4 separate regions of the Homo sapiens genome follow, and all the other regions are linked to region 1. Evidence: chromatin contacts called from ENCODE Hi-C data. All regions are on one chromosome and are shown on one strand. Each heading gives the region's core, a stretch centred on a gene start or an enhancer-like site at or near the end of the contact. The rest is flanking DNA. Distances are from core to core; before and after follow the strand shown.

Region 1 (2,700 bases), core at 44-2,543:
AGTCTGACCTGAACCCAATGTCCTGATTGTCTGAAAGGAATGTGTACTAGGGCATTTACATGAAAAGCAGGCTAACTCTTGGCCCCCATCAGAGAGCACTGATGCTGGAGACTCCGAATGTGTGAGTTCAGGACCCAACCAGCCACTAACTCAGGTTCTGGGGACGTCCCTTTCCTCATCAGAGTCTGTTTCATCTATTAAGTAGGTCTAACAACAGCCTCTCTACCAATCCCCTAGAACCGCTGAAATAATCAGATTCCAGCATATGTGAAAGCATTTGTAAACTGCAAAGCATTATAAGAATGAAGCTAATATTGTTAACAGATTGCCTTCTACTACATTTACCTTCCTTCTCCTTTTGTTAAGATAACCTTTTATTTAATACCTCAATCATAAACATTCCTCAGTTATCAGAATAACATCTCTCAGCAACCCAGAATTAATGTTTATTTGGAAACTTTATATGGGGCTTGAGACTCTAAAAGATGAAATGAAAAAGTCAGAATTTAATTATCTTTTTAACTATAAAAGCAAAATATTCAGACTTACTTGACAAAGATATCTTTAACAGATATTGTTTTTTAAGCTATAGTTTAGACCATTTCATTGCTTCTGCTTGAACTCTATAGTTACTAGGCAAAATCCTGATCTTTTTTTTTTTTTTTTTTGAGATGCAGTCTTGCTCTGTTGCACAGGCTGCAGTGCAGTGGCGTGATCTCGGCTCACTGCAAGCTCCCCCTCCTGGATTCACACCATTCTCCTGCCTCAGCCTCCCGAGTAGCTGGGACTACAGGAGCCCGCCACCATGCCCAGCTAATTTTTTTGTATTTTTAGTAGAGACGGGGTTTCACCGTGTTAGCCAGGATGGTCTCAATCTCCTGACCTCGTGATCCACCCACCTTGGCCTCCCAAAGTGCTGGGATTACAGGCGTGAACCACCACACCCAGCCAATCCTGATCTTAATTTGGTTATTCAAATAGGTTTGCCCTACTGGATTTTTTTTTTTTTTTAACAGCAATCTGAGTCATCTGTTTTACATGAATGTTTCACTTCTCATAGGAATGAATAAATTAAGGGCAGGAACTTGGTTCTATCCCCCACCATCTTCTCCAAGAGTTTACCTCCTGCAAGGACAACAATGTATGGCATGTAGGAAGGTGTTAAACTATTTGTTGCCTAAAGTAATAAATTCATGATTCAATAGGCTGTGAGTTGGGCTAGTGCCAATCAATTTACCAGAGCCCGATCACCCTAAGCGAAATAATAAAACAGCTATTCTGAACCTTCACAGGCAAGGTCACATGCTGAGGCAGAAGACTGAGATGCAAATACTGTGAGAATCAACTTAATTTCACTACCTCCTAACAGCTAGTAGAATATCTGATGTCTCTCACATAAAAAGACATGAAAAGAAAGTTTATACACAATATAGTTATCAATAAAATAATGTCAAATTGCAACCACATACATCTAGCACTATGCTAGATGCTATTGCCATATTTTTTAAGCCAACAAATGTGTCAATATAAAACATGTAAACATTTAAAACAAAACTTCCCCTCGGGGGTTTGGGGGAACTACCTACAGATATAATCTCTGCCCTTTGTACTTGAAAAAGACTTTTCTAATATTCTAAACAGTTTGATTCTAATCTGTACTCAATAAATATGTGAGAGTTTCAAAATAAGATAATTCAATAAATAGGCTCTAATCTCATTTCTGATAAACTATTATAAAAATTAAATAGTACCGTAATACAGCTCTTTCACCAAAACAGTTTTAATGAATGTCAAAAATACTCCCTTTGTCTCTGAAATGCTGGACAATGGTGACATGTAGTAAGACTCAAATGTGAAAAATAAACAACAGAAGAAGCACACCCTCATACTTCTAATCATTTCCTATAATTTCAAAATAATAATAAATTTAGAAATTAGACAATGTCACACCAAATTGAAAACGTATGACTTAGTTTTACTTTCAACTATACAAGGCTGGGACATACCACGTCTATTACTAATGTTTTTCCTTCTGTTTTATAATGAATCAAATACCATGCTTTCAGTGAGTGGAGTTTCTTGCCCAGACTCCCAGCAATTTTCAAAGACTTCCTGGAAATGCTCGCCAGTGGTTATTGTCAAAGAAAGATTCTATTAGTTTCTGAGACAGTCAAGGTGCCCTTGCCCTGTTGTAATCACTGACAGCATTCAACCTGCAGGGTCAGCCCCACGCAGTCCCTGAGTCAATCCTAAGTCAATCCTGGCAGCCCCTGGCATTATACAGGGAGCCCCATCCCTCTGGAAACTGTTATCTGCCCATAAACTGTTATCTGTCTTTAAGGAACCCCTACACAAAGGAATCCCTGTGCTCACAGGTGTGCAGTCTCTCCCACTGTAGACGTCAAACAGAAGAGTTCCTGCCCCAATATCTGGTTCTCACTCTGTGCTCCTAGTTGAACTAGAACTCTGCTCATATCTGTTTGCTTAGCCAAAGCTCTGACATTCTGCTTAGCTCTTCCCTCAAGTAATGGTCTCTATCTCTCTTTTCAAGGGGATGACCTAGTGTCCTCCATAGACCCCCTCCTCTTCCCACAGAATCCTGAAGATACTGTCATGCATTTGACTCCATGGATCACTTCACTAAGAAAACTATTAATCTGCTTAGACCTGTGCTCAGATCCCACGTACTGATGAGGAGTG
Region 2 (2,700 bases), core at 4-2,503, 620 kb before region 1:
AAGTTAAACCTCATAGGTCTCGTAGCCAATCTAGGGAGTCATAGCAGTCAACAAGTGGGAGAAGATTCCTGCTGAGCCAGAGAACCAGTTGGGATAGGCACCATCTGTGAGTAAAGCAACCTTTTTTTCACATCTAATTGTATCCCCTAAGTTTTATGTGGCTAGAAATTACTTGAAAATGATCTTGAATTTTGATCTCATCACAGATTAAGACATTCATGTCAATTTATTTGAATTAGGATGAATAATTAAATTGTAGAGATTTGACTGAAACTACCTAGGAAAATATCTAGAGAAAATATCCCTTAGAGGGAAACTGATGGCTGGCCAGAAATTTCAGAGTCAGCAGCAGAGCCTGGGAATTAGAGGAGAAGAACATATGGCTCTTAGGAGACCTTGATGGTTCAAACACTTGCTGGGTAGTATAGTGGTTATGAGTACAAGCTTCAGAGCCAGACTGCCTGGGTTCAAATGGGGCCTCTGCCATTTAGTAGCTGAGTATCCTCTGGTAAGTTATTTCTATGTGAAAAATAGCACCTATATTAGAGAGTTTTCATAAAGATTAAAATGAGTCTGTAGAGTCACTCCTTGGTATCTGGTGGAGATTGTTCCCAGATACCAAAATATTCAGGACCTCCCTCCCTGGATACCAAAAATCCACAGGTGCTCAAGTTGTTTATATAAAATGGCGTAGTATTTGTATATAACCTAAATACATCCTCCTGTATACATTAAATAATCTCTAGATTACTTATAATACCTAATATAATGTAAATGCTGTGTAGTTATTATACTATATTGGTTTTTAAATTTGTATTGCCTTTTATTATCATACTTTTTTACTGTTTAAAATATTTTTTCAAGTATTTTCAACCTACTGTTGGCCAAACCCGTATATGCGGAATGGAGGCAGAGGGCCAACTGTATGTCTAAAGCACTTATACAAGTTTCAGACATGTATTTGGTTTTCAGTAAGTGTAGCTACTATTAATATCCTTAGGATGAAGAACTGCAGGGCTTTTCTAGAGGAGCTGAGCACATTTATATCTATTGTGCATTGCTATTTGCAGATGAGCAGGAAGCCCAGGAGACCCAGTAGGCAGTAAAAATATTATTTGGTGGCTTAGAGATGAGAGGCAGAGGGAAAGCAGGGCTCGTCCTGGAATGCAATGGCATTGATGGTGCAGGAAATAGCCCAAGGAATCTTGGTGGCATGATGGACTGCCCTTAGGCAGTAACGGGCAGTGATCCAAGCAGAACAGGAAGACCATGACATTGAGTGGAGTGACAAGGGAGACTGCTGCTGAAAAGACGTTAAACAAAAAGGCTGTCTGTCTGAGCAGGTTTACAATCAACCTATTGTAGGAGCACCTGTTGGAGAATCTTCCCCATAGACATTTCCAAGGACATTCTAGAGGAGAGTAAGAAGATCTGTAAAGAGAAGGCAGCAGGGGTTTTGTGTTGGGAAAGTAAGAGGTGCTTTCAAAGCAATAGGTTTGCTTCTTATAATGTGACCTTAAGTGTACCTACAATTTGGTGAGAATTGGGGTTCCTTCAGGTTGTATAAACTACATACTATATAATGTGATATCTAAAGGTCAACTGGGAGCTCAGGGAAGGAACACATTTGGCCTGAACATACTGAAAAGGTTGAAGTGACACATGGAAAAACAACTTTGGGAAAAGTTAAAATAAAATATACTAAGGCTGTGGGTAAGGAGGGAGCTTAATTCATTTTCTTTTTTGCATTCTACTTATGTTAATGCCTTAACTTATAATGGTGCCTCATATTTTGGTTGCTGTATAAGGAAATAATGTTCAAGTGGCCTTTGACGTCTCGTTGCTTACAAACTCAGATTATACTGGCAGAGTCTGTCAATTATTTACATTTATTATGCGTAGTTTATACACTTGATTCTTTCATAAGCAGTGAAAAATTGTATGCACACTAAAAACTCACATATTCATTCTTCAGAGAGCATATTTCCAAATGGTTGTAGCACATCAGAGAAAAATGTCACAAATCAACTATGAAGATTATATATGTATATATATGCTGGCCACTATAATGCAGCAAACTATGTACACAGTAATTAAAGGGAACATAAGGATACACATGTGTGTATGTGTGTATTGTTTTTATACGTGGCCCCTACTCCCATGATGTAAAACAGTGCCAAAGGAACTCGTAGTCCTAGTAAGCTTTCATATCTGTGCCTACTTATACAAGCTACATTTCTGAATTCATTAGTTAATAGTACAGATATATAATAAAATACAGTGTTGAAGTCAGATTCAATCAAATTCACTTCACATTTTGCTGCAATAATTGATCATAGTCCCTAAATCAGAAAGAACTCAGATGTCAGATACTTTAACCTTTCTCCCAATGCACAAAACCTTTCAACAGCATTTCTGAGAGACTACATCTAGTATTTGATTGCCACTTCCATGCCATTGATGTTTTGATACCTTTCTCTAGTTTCTGGTTTGCTTCCAGTCCCTTAAATAACATGTACCAGATTGATGTACTTTCTCATCTCTTTTCACTCCTTTTCCCTTAATGTCTTTCCTGCTCTTTCTTCTTTGCCCTTCTTTTGTATAGTTTTCAAATAACAACTATAAATATGACTTTCATCCGTAATTTTATCCTGAATTCTGACGTTCAGTCACAAATTTTCATTATGTAGTCCCATTAGA
Region 3 (2,700 bases), core at 163-2,662, 930 kb before region 1:
TGGTTAGCCCCAGACTATGGGCTAATGGGGCTGTATTTCTTGTTGTTTTGAAGTAATGTGAACCTCAGTGCCTTTTCTGTTGAAGCAGTCTGTGTGCTAATTACTTGTGATAAAAGGGTGCTTACAAGATATCAACAAGAGTCCTTGGCTTGTTATCTGAAGATGGTTTCCTTTTCCAAAATGAGGGGGAAATGGTCTGGAAGACCTGGAGCTGACTATGTTTTATCAACATGAGTTGACTATGTAAATCCTATGTACAGCTTGTTTGCTGGTGATTTAAACCAGCGTTTAAAAGTCCTGGATAACGGTTGTCACAGAATTCTTGTAGGTGATTTTTTTCCTCTTTCAAGAACTTCATATAGAGTTAATTAGGAACTCTTCATGCCCTTATACAATTCAATTTAACGTATCACTAAGAACTTCAAGTATGTAATTTGTATAGCCCACTCTTCATATTCATTAAAATTCACATACACATTTGTTCATATTCACTGCACAGTGATGGAATCAGAGAGGTTTTGTTATTTAGTCACTCTCTTGGTTTATTTAATCTCACTGAGTTTATGCCAAAAGGGATTTAAAGTGGCTAAATTAATAAAATTCAACAAAGTATTCCTGACCACACAGCATTTCTCTATTTTTTGGAAGGTTTTTCCTTCTAAAAAATTGTGGAGGTAAAGAGTTTTCTTATATTTTGAGTAGGTGAAATCATCCTCAAGTTGAAGAAAAGAAAACAAAAATTTTTTCCTGAAATGCCAGAAATTTGCATGGGGTAAAACACCTGGTTCGTAAGAAAAAAAAAAATCAAGCCCAGACATCCTTACCAAGCTGAAACAATATTTCATGTTTCTAAGATACTTGGGTGAGTTAAACCAAACAGGAAGCAGCAACAGAAGTCCCTGAATCAGAGAGGAACTGATCATTACTCATTTGACTTTGCAAGCAGAATGATGACACCATTACCCTGAAATCTAAAAAACTTAAAATAACTCCTTGTCAATTATGAAAATACTTACGGTTATGGTCTTCTGTCACGTAATCTCATGGGCAATTTCAACTTCTCCCTATCCCTTAGACTACTCCAACCCTTCATACTTCTAGAACTAGATCATGTTTTTGCAAACTTTTTAGAACATGGAACACTTTGGGGGAGAAGAAGGCTGAATCACCCCACTCGATCTTTTAAGTGACTTAGCCCACCCTAAATAACTTGAATGCGAAACCTACACAGGAAAACAAGTGAAAAAATTGGTAATTCTTTTACATAATTGAGATAATGTCTAGTTTCTTAAAATACAGGGAGAAGCTAAACATTAGATGTCAAACTATCGTAAACACAATTTCCTCGGCCACCTATGGATGACAGTCATCTGTAATACACAGACAACTTGTCACGCCCAGTGAACACCCTGAAGAAGGAGAAGCAGAATGGGGAAGTGGGATGGAGGTTTTAATTTCATGGTCTTTTGTGTTTTGGAAAATGTAAGTCAATGTGGCATTTGCAGAAGTTATCACATTGTTACAGAGCCAAATTACACCTTCCCTTGCCATTGTATCTAAAATGCTGGCTCCTTTTTATTCTTTGATATAAGGAGAACAAAAGGTATTTCTCCTTAAAGTAACAGTCAAATTTTGCCACTTGGGGCCCTGTGTTCATATGCCATGCCAGTGCTCAGCAGCTCCAGGTTTCTTAGATATTTTTATTAATTTTTATTGAGTGCTTACTATTGTGTCAGGTAGTCCTACAGAACTTTAATTTCCACAAAAATCCTATGAGGTTGGCACTGTTTTTTACATAGATGTGAAACTGAGACACAGAGATAAAATGCAGCTTTTCCCAACAACTTGGTTGCCTACTGTTCTCAAGGGGTATCTAACGTGTAGTACTCATGGGGTGCCTATAGGACTTGTTTAGCCTTTTTTCTCTTATTTTACCATTATTTTGAAACTTTAAACTGTTTTTGAAGTTATGAAGTAAGTACGTGTATAAAACCAGGATTAGAACATACAAAGAGACAAATAAAAAGAAGTCTTCCTTCCCTAACAACCCAGGACTACTCCACAGAGGTAACTATTTTTAATTTTATGTATTAGAAATTTTCTATGCCTAAACTAGATATGCATATGCATACACATTCATTTTTATGTATGGATCAATTAAGGTACATGTGTCGTACCTTGACATGGTTGACGCATCTGTGAACATGCTTGTCTCCCTGAATTCACTGTAAATTCTGAAGTCATACTATGTGTACCATTCTGGTTATCTGCTGTTAAGTAACAAATGATCCCAACACTTAGTGGCTGAAATTAACATTTATTTTGCCCACAGACCTGCAGTTTGAACAGGTCTTTGCTGGAAAACCTCATCTTTGCTACACTCAAGATCAGCTGGGGTGGTGCAGGGATTAAGGGCTGGAATCATATGAAGGCTCAGTTGCTCACATGTGTGGTGTTTGATGCTGGCTTTCAGTTAAGTCCACAGGTGACCCTGCGGCTAGAACACCTTCACGTGGTCTTTCCATGGAGCTGCTTGGCTTTCTCAGAGTATGGTGGCTGGGTTCCCATCAGACGCCCATCAGAGCAGGGCCTGAACAACTGGTATCATTGATGTTGGCCCTCTGACGTTGAAACTAGGCCTGTAACACCAGCTGAGGTCTGCTGTTGAAGAACACATCTGAGCAAGCATAGCAAAGTAGG
Region 4 (2,700 bases), core at 166-2,665, 910 kb before region 1:
ACACACACACACACACACACACACACCCCACATATACCTGTATACATATCTGTACATATCTATAAATATAGATTTTACGTGAATATCTTTATAATTGATGTATTCTTTAGTTGCCAAGGTATTTACCACTCCCTTTTGCCTTACACATTTATGTTACTTACCTGGCTTCTGAAAACGTATGTGTTTTTAATTCCTGATTTAGACCGTTATATGTTTGTGGTGATATCACTTTGTCCATGTCAAAATTCAATTCCAGTATAATGAGTCATGCTGTGATAGAGTTTTTAAAATCTATAATTGGCTTCAACTTTTGAAGCACTATTAATTCAGATTTTACTATTTATATTTGGCAATTTCTACTTGAGTTGAATTCATCTTCACTTCCAGTACACACACATTTCATTTTAGTTCAAAGATTTGCTAACTCTTTCAAATGCTAGTATTGATCTTCAGAGATTTTAAAAAGCACATTTGACTTTTTGTGCCATATAAAACTTCTCTTTTTGACTTTTGTTTCGATTCTTCCTTTTACTTGCCTCCCCTACTCCTCCACTGAAACCAGTTCTCTCAAAACTACCTGCCCCCAACCTCAGCCAAAGGAAAAAAAAAAAAAGCATCTGTGATCTTGAGTACTTGGTGATGGTGCCCTTGACCCATATGCACATGCAGGGACCAACAGGCAATGTTCTTGGTGCCACCTTGGTTTGCCTGTTACCTTCCTGCCCACTCCTTTCCTCCCCTGGGACCACTTGCTGATGCTGCCGCAAAGTCTCGTCTAAGAAATGGCAACATTGTGCCCTAAATGTGCTGGCTTTCCCTTCCCATTGTACTTTGTAAAGATCATGGGTAATTTTTGTAAGGACAAAGTAGTAAAAGGACAACCAGAAGAATGCTGAATGGTTACAACCTCAGTGGCAGATATAATGTCTTTTTGATGAACATTAATGATCTAGGGTATACTTCAGGGAAAGTACAGTATTACAAGGACTTCGAGAGAGAACATTATGACCGGCACCTGTAATTCTTGCCCATATTCACAAGAACTGAATGTCCTCGTGTGCTGACTTCTGCATTGCATTGCTAATGTTAAGTAAGAGAATGGATGGGAAACAAATGGTAGCACTTGGGGACATTTTTCTTTCTTCTCTAAAGAAAAAAATGGCAAATGGTGGTGTGAATGCAACTTGCCACAGAACATAAAAGCGTAAGAATTCTGGCTGTTTGAGGTGAAAAAATAAGTTGATTTTTCTTTAAATTGTAAAAATTAGCTCCAGGTTCTCTCAGGAGCTTAAAGAAAAAAAGCTTTGAGAAATGGGAGTGAATAGCAAGATAGGGTTTGTGTAACAAGTTCCTCAAACCACAGAGGTCACATGGGCTCTTTCTGCTTTGCTACTTTTGATTACTTGTCACAGTTGTACTTTTAGCTTCCCCCATCCTGCAAGGCCACTCAACCATGTGCTAGCTGGAGTGATCTTTATTCACAATGTCTTTACAAAGGCTCCTGCAACACAGCAGCAATGGCAATTTGGCGGACTTCTGCGCTGGGCCAGCGTATAGCTCTTACTCCACACTCACCGGCAGCCTTACGATGGACGATAATAGAAGGATTCAAATGCTAGCAGACACGGTGGCTACTCTGCCTCGGGGACGAAAGCAGGTATGATTGCTATTTTGTACCCTTTAGAGTGTTCACATTCTCTTGAGGGCAGAGTGATATGTTTGTCTGACTTCATACTAATGGTGATATTTTAGAGGCTTTGGAATTACTGGCTGATTATTATGGGTGAAGGAGGTGAGATGCTCAGGGAGCTAGGTGAACCAGTCCAAAGATTTGAGACCACAATCAAACTTTTTTTTCAAGGCAAAAATTAAGATTGTTTTTCTTATTTGAAGAAGTGCTCAGGTAAAATAAACATCATTAAGCATAAAAAACTTGAAGATGGTTTATATAGATACAACCAGTATGAGAATTAATTCTCTTTTCCCCATTGTGTCTCCACTGATTCTTTCCCTTCCATCCTTACTTGCAGTCCTTGATGGTCATTTCAGTTCATAATCAAATAAGAAATACTTTTTCTGAGGACAAATTTTGTTGACTAATTATCTTCAGCTCTGGGTTGCTGGCACATACCTCAGGCTATTGGAAAGTAAGATTTTTTTTTTTTGGATAGATGAGTGCCAGATTGAATATCAGCTCACCACTTAGTGTCTGTGGGATCTTGAGCAAGCCACTTGCCTCTCTAAGCTTCAGTTTTGTTTTTTCTAAAATGGAGTTAATAATAGAACCACCCTTATTGGGTTCTTATGTTGGTTAAATAAGGAACTGTGCAGTGCCTAACACAGTGACTGGCATTCAGTGTGTGTTTATTAAATGCTAGATTATGCCATTTTAATATTTTTATTGCAAAGTTTGTCTCTAGGGATGAAAACTCATTTGGAAAAATCTATGTCTAACTGAATTTATTTTGATTTTTTCGTTCTTCAATTTCTAACATGTAAAAATTTTTTTTTAACCATAATACCTCTTCAGGATTTTTTTTAAACAACTTGCTCTAAATCCCCAGGTACATATTTGAATTTCGATGTAGCATTTCTACAGAAAATATTTAGAATTGCCCTAGAGCAAGAATTTTTGCGCTTAAGTCTTGCATGTACAATCATGTGCTTCTCGTAAGCCTTCTAAATTCAGGATTAGAGAGG

Evidence for each region. A loop is a pair of places that touch in the nucleus more often than their neighbours do. Pooled maps may share reads with other maps.
Region 2: a map with no recorded cell type shows a loop between it and region 1 (3-fold over the local background). The contact joins two enhancer-like sites. A Hi-C loop is called at or near these places in 2 of 37 single-sample maps with no recorded cell type and 4 of 50 pooled maps.
Region 3: a map with no recorded cell type shows a loop between it and region 1 (4-fold over the local background). The contact joins two enhancer-like sites. A Hi-C loop is called at or near these places in 8 of 37 single-sample maps with no recorded cell type and 4 of 50 pooled maps.
Region 4: a pooled map shows a loop between it and region 1 (2.9-fold over the local background). The contact joins the promoter of CYTIP here to the enhancer-like site in region 1. A Hi-C loop is called at or near these places in 2 of 37 single-sample maps with no recorded cell type and 2 of 50 pooled maps.

Annotation. Positions count from the first base shown.
Region 1 is chr2:156,536,789-156,539,488 of GRCh38, reverse strand. The region is part of intron 6 of GPD2 (glycerol-3-phosphate dehydrogenase 2); the gene reads right to left. Among named protein-coding and RNA genes, the nearest start is that of GPD2, 100 kb to the right of the region's middle. RefSeq lists an enhancer at 779-838. Within about 2 kb of position 1,293, at least 2 of the 41 ENCODE cell types and tissues checked have a DNase peak (open chromatin) inside an H3K27ac peak, as active enhancers do.
Region 2 is chr2:157,158,854-157,161,553 of GRCh38, reverse strand. No RefSeq gene overlaps it. Among named protein-coding and RNA genes, the nearest start is that of GALNT5, 98 kb to the left of the region's middle. Within about 2 kb of position 1,253, at least 2 of the 41 ENCODE cell types and tissues checked have a DNase peak (open chromatin) inside an H3K27ac peak, as active enhancers do.
Region 3 is chr2:157,467,788-157,470,487 of GRCh38, reverse strand. All of the region lies in intron 3 of LOC105373712 (a long non-coding RNA gene), which reads left to right. Among named protein-coding and RNA genes, the nearest start is that of CYTIP, 25 kb to the right of the region's middle. RefSeq lists an enhancer at 1,128-1,347. Within about 2 kb of position 1,412, at least 8 of the 41 ENCODE cell types and tissues checked have a DNase peak (open chromatin) inside an H3K27ac peak, as active enhancers do.
Region 4 is chr2:157,442,804-157,445,503 of GRCh38, reverse strand. CYTIP (cytohesin 1 interacting protein) reads left to right here and starts at 1,415. Exons shown (of 8, transcript NM_004288.5): 1 at 1,415-1,657. The coding sequence starts at 1,484. RefSeq lists enhancers at 1,565-1,614, 1,655-1,754.